3 separate regions of the Homo sapiens genome follow, and regions 1 and 3 are each linked to region 2. The links are chromatin loops, found by intact Hi-C in ENCODE. Cell type or tissue: B cell. All regions are shown on one strand. Region 1 overlaps BBX (BBX high mobility group box domain containing). Region 2 overlaps CIP2A (cellular inhibitor of PP2A). Region 3 overlaps GUCA1C (guanylate cyclase activator 1C).

Region 1 (2,500 bases), 860 kb before region 2:
ATTGTGTTCAGTACAGAATGCTGAATTTAGTTAAAATGTTAAGATATGTTTGTTCCACTTCTGCCTCAGAAAAATTAGATGGAGATGTGTGTGCTCTCCATCAATAAAGCGTATTTGTTTTGAAAGATGCAGCACTCACGGGCTGTCAGTCATAACGACTTCTGAGAGTACTTTAAGAGCTGCAGCATCAATATTTACAAAATACAAAGTGAAGAAAAGTACATTGCGTCACAGACATGTGCTGTCTTGTTCCGATTCCCTCCCTCCTCAGTGTATTTAGTATAGTTAAGTCTATATGGAGGAGTATTTGAGATACGAATGGAAGTTTGGGATTCCTCTAAAGTAATTACTGAGAGGTATGAATGAAATACCAACAAGGCTTGTAAAATGGAATTACTTTTCCTCCCAAAGTAAATGTATTGATTAAAAACTAAAATCAGTGATACAATCAGATGGAAGAAAGTACCTGTGTTTAAAGTCCAGAGCCTTTATAGGCTGTGTTCCTAGTTTGCTTCTTAATGACATTATAAAGATTATGTAAATCTCTCTGAGGCGCCTCTCAAATGGGCATAATTTTACCCATTTCATGGGATTTTGTAATAATAAATGTGTGCAATAAAGGCTTTGTAAGTTATAAAGTGGTACATAGTTGGAAAGCAGCAAATAAGGTAGCCTAGGGTTTTTTAATGGCAGTACTAGCTTTTTGTATAAGAAAATATATTTGGAACTTATTAATGAAATGTACTCAAGTTGTATATTATAAAGTGCTTTATCATAAAAAATTAAAACGAATGTATTAGATATGTCAGAACAATGACTTTATTATTATATTATAATCTATCTTTGAAAAAAACTAAAAGCAGCATGGGCTCACTTTTAGCATATAGTCTCTCTTATTTATCCTGTATTCTGCCACTAACTCTTGTGGCCTGGTAAATTACTAAGTGAAAGCATTCTCTCCCTCTTGTTTCCCCAACATAATGCCATTGTGTAAATATGGAAAGGCTTGGTTAGACACTTATCACAAAGTACGTTGGAGATTCCAATTAGAAATGGACTAAATTAATGAGAAATGGTTTTAGCAGGGTTAAGAATCTTGCTTAGGGGAAAAATGATATTGTATTTGAAAATTCTTGGGTTTAACTCAATATGTGGATGGTTACCTATCCCTAAAATCAGCAAACACAATGCCTTAATGATATAAAGAGCTTCTTCAGTGATTTCCCAGGTTTATATGGTTTATGATTATTTTACAGAGTAGCTTTTTTTTGGTATTATAAAGCATTACCTTTATATTTAAATAGGATGCTAGAAAATAAAAATTTGGCCAGCAGAGGGAGCAGACTTATGTAAATTGGGCTGTAAGGAAGATACTCTAGGGTACTTCAGTAAACGTGTATCTTGTGGGTAGTGATTTACAACATTCTTGTACTGTGCATTGAGAAGAAAATTAAAGGAAGGAACTTCAGTCATATTAAAACCAGTTCTTTATGTTCTCACTTTGATGCCCCCCCCCCTTTTTTTTTTTTTTTTTTTTTTTTTGAGAAAGAGTCTCATTCTGTTACCCAGGCTGAAGTGCAATAGCATGATCACAGCTCATTGCACCCTCTACCTCCTGGCTCCAAGGCTCAGGGGATTCTCCCACCTCAACCTCCTAAGTAGCTAGGACCACCGGTGTGCACCACCATGCCTGGTTAATTATTAAATTTTTTGTAGAGACAGAGTCTGATTATGTTGCCTAGGCTGGTCTCAAACCCCTAGGCTCAAACGATTACTCCTGCCTTGACCTAACATAGTGCTGGGATTACAGACATGAGCCATGGCACCTGGCCACTCTCGTACTTTTTAAAAGAGAAAAAAGGCGAGCAAATAATACACGAATAGGAACTGTGTTTTGTTATTGTTGTTATTCTTAGACATGAAGAATCTTTTGTAAATAAATGTCATCAATTTAGTAAATTTACTGGATAAAAATAAGGTTTTAGTACTTGGCTCTGGTTGGAGCACATTCATTCTAAACACATAAAAGGAATATAAATAACACCTGAAAGAAATATAAAAGGAATTGTTAATGTTCTAAACAGAGCACTGTTATGACTGAATCATCAAGTAAGCACTTACATTTTGTATCATATATATTAAATCAGGAAAATGGAAAATATTTAACATAAAAATTTCACCCAGCATGACGCAAGTATAAAACAAACGGTTTTCTGCTCAACACTAGTTATATAGAAATTAATCAATGATAGCATCCTATGCATTCTAATTAATTTCCTTGGCAAATGTGCAGGCTGATATAAGATGATTGGATTCATGCATTTACAAGTACTATTTATTAAATACGTATATTCAAGGCAGTATTCTAAGCATTTGGGAAGGTAAAGGTAAACCACACCTACCTTTATGTAATTTGTAATTTAGTAAATGGTGAGTCTAATTCTAGTGTACCAAAGTGAAAGTAGGTGGGCGTTGCAGCAGCTAGGATAAGCAACTTCGC
Region 2 (2,500 bases):
CTACCACTCAAGCTATGCAACCATGGTAATATAGAAAGAACCCCGGACTCAGATTCAGAATATATACCTATTGATTCACTTATTAGCTGTGTGACTTTAGTAAGTAACCTCAGACTCAGTTTCTTCAGTTGTAAGTTGAAAATATTTATTAACACATTATATAATATTTGTTAAAGTGAAAATTATACAGCTACCTATATATGACATCAAGTACTGGTAACCCCTTTCTGTATTCTTTGCACACTTGAAAATACCAGGTGCTGACACAAAGTATCTGTTTAATAACTGCTTAACTATTTTAGAAAATACATTATGAAAACCTCATAACAAATGATACTCAAGCTGCTTTGAGATCCTAATATCTTCTAAAAAATTTGCTGAAGAAACAGTACATTCCTTTATCCATATTCACCCTTTTCACAACAGACTTTTTTATTTTACTGCAAATGAGAAATGGAACAGATTCTTACCTTAATGCTCAACTCTTTTCTTATCTGTTCTGTTCTGCTTAATTCTTTTCTAAGGATATCAATGGTTTCTTCCTTATCTTCCCTTTCCTTTTGTAAGGTTTTAATCTTTTCTTCTTGTACTTTTGTTTTTTGATGCAAATCTTAAAAGAAAAAAAAGTCAAGTATTATACTCAGAGGTCTTACACTGACTACTCTGAAATGGTCTAGTAGCTACTGTAAGAGCAAAAGAGAAATAACTAGAACAAGGAAGAGAAACTTCTCTTATGACAGTATTCTATAGAAAATACCAAATCTCCATGTCTTTCTTCCATCCTCTGTTCTAAATATAATATGCTATATAGGTAAAGGACAATTCTCAAAAGTGTAAGGGTTAGAAAAGGGAGAGCTACAACTATGAAAAATTATATAGGTAGGTGCCTGCGCTCTAAGGCAAGTGAGAACAAAAATGTTTTTCAGGATCATTTCAAATATACCATTAAGAAGCTAGTAACTAAAAGTTACCTAATACTGCCACCTGCTGTTACGTTCCTTCAACATTTTTTTATTTTGAAAAGGGCAATCCATAATCCTATGTGATTTAACGAAGGAACAGAAAACCAAATACTCCAAGTTTTCACTTCTAAGTGGGAACTAAACATTGAGTACACACAGACTTAAAGATGGAACCAATAGACACTGCAGACTAGAGTTGGCAGGAGGTTGAAAATTACCTATTGCTACCTATTTGGTACTATGCTTACTACCTGGGTGATGAGATCCATACCCCAAACATCCGTGTCATGCAATATACCCAGTGTAACAGACCTGCACACATGCCCCCTGATTCTAAAAGTTGAAATAATAAAAAAATTAAATTAAATTAAATGGTCAATCATCTCTTTCCTTTTGTTTTTTTTTTTTTTTTTTTTTTTTTTGAGACAGTCTTGCTTTGTCACCCAGGTTGGAGTGCAGTGGCGTGAACATAGCTCACTGCAGCCTTGACATCCAGGTTCAAGAGATTCTCCCACTGTAGCTTCCTGAGTAGCTGGAACTACAGGTGCACACTAACACACCTGGCTAAATTTTTGTATTTTTTGTAGAGATGGGGTTTCACCATGTTGCTCAGGCTGGTCTCAAACTCCTGAGCTCAAGCAATCTACCCATCTCCAACTCCCAAAGTGCTGGGATTACAGGAGTGAGCCACTGTGCCTGGCCAATTTCTTATAGCTCCTAAATTTAAAAAACGTACCACTTTTTCAACTTGATTAAACCGAACTGCTTTTGTGAAACATTATGTCAAGAAAAGGGAAGCCATTCCAAATATGATTTAAAGTTTAAAACAATAAGTAGAAAATAAAAAAGCAAACAAAACCACTCATGCTTCCAAAATAAATACATTAAAAATAGAAAATGTATTAAATAAGAAGCCACTTACTTGCTAGCTTATGTTCTCTGTCTACTAGCTGATTCTGTACTTCTTTTCTCTGTTCTTCTTTCTCTATTAATTGGGCAATACTTCTGAAGTTATTAAAAAAAATAGAAGAAAACATTAATGAACCATATACCATTTGTAACTTTTTCTCCCTACCAAGCACTTTGGGAGGCCAAGGCGGGCAGATCACAAGGTCAGGAGATCGAGACCATCCTGGCTAACATGGTGAAACCCCGTCTCTACTAAAAATATAAAAAAAAAAAAAAAAAAAAAAAGGTCTCGTTCTGTCACCCAGGCTGGAGTGCAGTGGCATGATCTTGTGCTCACTGCAACCTCTGCCTCCCGGGCTCAAGTGATTCTCCTGCCTCAGCCTTCTGGGTAGCGGAGATTACAGGCACCCGCCACAACACCCAGCTAATTTTTGTATTTTCAGTATTTACAGAGTTTCGCCATGTTGGCCACGCTGGTCTCAAACTCCTGACCTCATGCGCTCCACCCACCTCAGCCTCCCAAAGTGCTGGGATTATAGGCGTGAGCTACCATGCCCAGCCTTTAAAACAAAATTTCTAAGAACAGCAATTGCCTGTAACTTCCACCAAATACATATCTTATATCTAAA
Region 3 (2,500 bases), 360 kb after region 2:
TAATCCCAGCACTTTGGGAGGCTGAGGAGGGTGGATCACAAGGTCAGGAGTTCGAGACCAGCCTGGCCAATATGGTGAAACCCCGTCTCTACTAAAAATACAAAAATTAGCTGGGCATGGTGGGGGGAGCCTGTAGTCCCAGCTACTTGGGAGATTGAGGCAGAAGAATTGCTTGAACCCAGGAGGCGGAGGTTGCAGTGAGCCGAGATCACACCACTGCACTCCAGCCTGGGTGACAAAGCAAGACTCCATTTTAAATAATAATAATAATAGTAATACAAGTTTTTATAAGAGGAAACAATTAGTGTATTTAGTTTTATAAACTATTCTAGAAACCATAATTCATCTCCTTTTTTCTGTCGCTGACTTATTGTTGTAAGTGAAAGAGCTCATCTCTCTAACTTCAGGTAACCTCAGCTATTGCCCAGGCACAATTTCTCTTTTCTGAATTCACGTCTCTTTTAACCCAGCCCTTTCTACTTCAAGTTCCTTTCTAATCACAGTCCCCATTTTATCGATTCCTTATACTTTGCCCTTGGGGAACCTTCTTGGATAGTAAACAAAAAGTCCTGAATCATATTCATGTTTTCTCGAATACACTATCTGTGTCCTCAAACTAATAGAATCTTAGTGTTTTCCTAAGAATACCAAAATCTTCGTACTTCTCCGAGGAAGGTCACTTTCCTATTCCCCTCACTCCTAGCACTAGAAGCAGTGTTCATGGATATTATTAAACATTCTTGACCTGCCCTTTTGAAAGTCACTGTATAAACCAAGTCTTAAAACTTTGTGATGTCCCATCTACTTCCGGAGTACTCATTCTTCTACATCAGTGCTTTCAGCCCCAGGCTGAAATGGATGATTTACTCTACTCCAATCCCTGCCATCCTGCAGCACCTCTAAGATTAAAAACAAAGTGAAACAGAATAAAATCTACAGCATTTCTCCAGTTCGATGACCACGATTTTCAGTGGCATATTCCAAATAAAGTCTTCATTGTCCTCATCAGACCCTCCACTCTCCATTTCTCTGGTCCTTTCCTGGCTGCACGTAGCCTCCTTATCTACTCTGGGTAGTCTGACTCTGTTTCTTACAAGCTTTCACATGTACTGACATGTTTCATTATTTGATGTCAGTATACTAGTAAGTGAGCATACTGAATTGAGATTCAGGAGAGGCAGATCTACACCGAGGTGCTTAAGAGAAGAAGATTGATGCAACTGATGCATCTTCAAATTTCTTTCTTGAGCAGTATACTCTTGTCCAGTCGTTTGGCTTTTTTGCAGCAGTGGCTGCATTTGAGCTTCCTCCCGGCCTCACCATCCCATCCTGCCACGCTGAGCTGCCACATTTTACTAGTACAACCTGTCACACTCAACATGGGAACATGTGTCTCTACTGCCCTCTTGTGTCCACCAGAAGAAGTGATGCATGGTGGGCAGGTTGATGCCTTTGGAAGGAGTTTTGGAATGATGACAACTGTGATTGGCATGCCAATGCCTCTTATCCGTTTTCTTAAACCTTTTACTAATATCCTATATTTTTAACAATGTCAAATTTTCTGTTTTTCAAGGACCATTCCTAGATCTTCTGCCTCAATCTCAAGTCTTTATGCTCACCTACCTGTTTGCTGATATCAAAGCTACATGGTAGAAGCACTCATTTCTCTTGGGCTGTCTGTGTCTTCTCTCTTCACTCCTACCTCTGAAGAAGAAAGGTACCTCCTCTGAGCTAAACAGGAACCCAGATTACAGAGTAGAAAGAGCAGATGGAGAAATAATCAGAGCAGAAATGTAGATAGAAAAGGTAGAAAAAGCAGAAATGGAGGCAAGTGTGGACTCTTCTCCAGAAATGTTTAGTCCAAAGGAAGAAAAAAGCCTGATAGTAGAAGAAGATAGCATAAATGAAGGAAAGTTTTCTGCAGTAGGGAAAACTTGAGTTTATTTATAAGCTCAAGTTTTCTGTTACTGGAGAGTTTTCCTCTCCAGTGGAGAGGAACTGATTAATAGAATGTGTCTCAGAGCAAACAGCAGAAGGTACTTACTTCATCCTATATTATTCTGATTTATTTGCTCATCTCACCTTTACTCTTTATATATCCCAACATGTCAAGCACCACACATTGGAAATGAATATGATCAATAAATATTTACTCAATTGAATCATACTGAGAACATTGGATTGGTCCCATTATGAAGCCTAAGTCACAACTAGGGTTCTCTTGAATGGTTCCTGCTTTTGTCTAAATAACACTCCCCACTACCACCATCTCCTACTTTGTAGGAAAAGTGATCCAGTAGAGAGTAGCTCCATTACCATCATTGTTTATATCGATCTTATGGAACACCAAGTTGATGAATTCTTCAGGACTCAGAGTTTGCTGGCCATTGAGGGCTTGTACCGCCTGCAAAAAGACATTAAATGAAAGAGGTCAACTTTTCTGGAAGCAAATACATTTTGCAACATTTCTGCTCCGATGTGACAGAATTTGGGGATGTGT

The links. A loop is a pair of places that touch in the nucleus more often than their neighbours do. Peaks named below come from ENCODE experiments on the same cell type or tissue, not always from the same donor. Only the 100,000 strongest peaks of a DNase experiment are listed, where the experiment ranks them.
Region 1: it touches region 2 in a loop (2.6-fold over the local background); 7 of 110 quality-filtered maps call a loop at or near these places.
Region 3: a loop joins it to region 2, with 4 times the contacts of the local background. A loop is called at or near these places in 7 of 110 quality-filtered maps.

Annotation. Positions count from the first base shown.
Region 1 is chr3:107,689,376-107,691,875 of GRCh38, forward strand. The region is part of intron 3 of BBX (BBX high mobility group box domain containing); the gene reads left to right. Among named protein-coding and RNA genes, the nearest start is that of BBX, 170 kb to the left of the region's middle. In B cell, a CTCF peak has its summit at 1,327 (motif pointing right); a DNase peak (open chromatin) is centred at 1,356.
Region 2 is chr3:108,551,764-108,554,263 of GRCh38, forward strand. CIP2A (cellular inhibitor of PP2A) reads right to left here. Exons shown (of 21, transcript NM_020890.3): 19 at 1,885-1,967; 20 at 471-610. Among named protein-coding and RNA genes, the nearest start is that of CIP2A, 36 kb to the right of the region's middle. In B cell, CTCF peaks have their summits at 990 (motif pointing left) and 1,189; a DNase peak (open chromatin) is centred at 978; H3K27ac peaks cover 759 bases.
Region 3 is chr3:108,913,811-108,916,310 of GRCh38, forward strand. GUCA1C (guanylate cyclase activator 1C) reads right to left here. Exons shown (of 4, transcript NM_005459.4): 3 at 2,317-2,404. Among named protein-coding and RNA genes, the nearest start is that of GUCA1C, 39 kb to the right of the region's middle. In B cell, CTCF peaks have their summits at 1,405 (motif pointing left) and 1,608; a DNase peak (open chromatin) is centred at 1,401.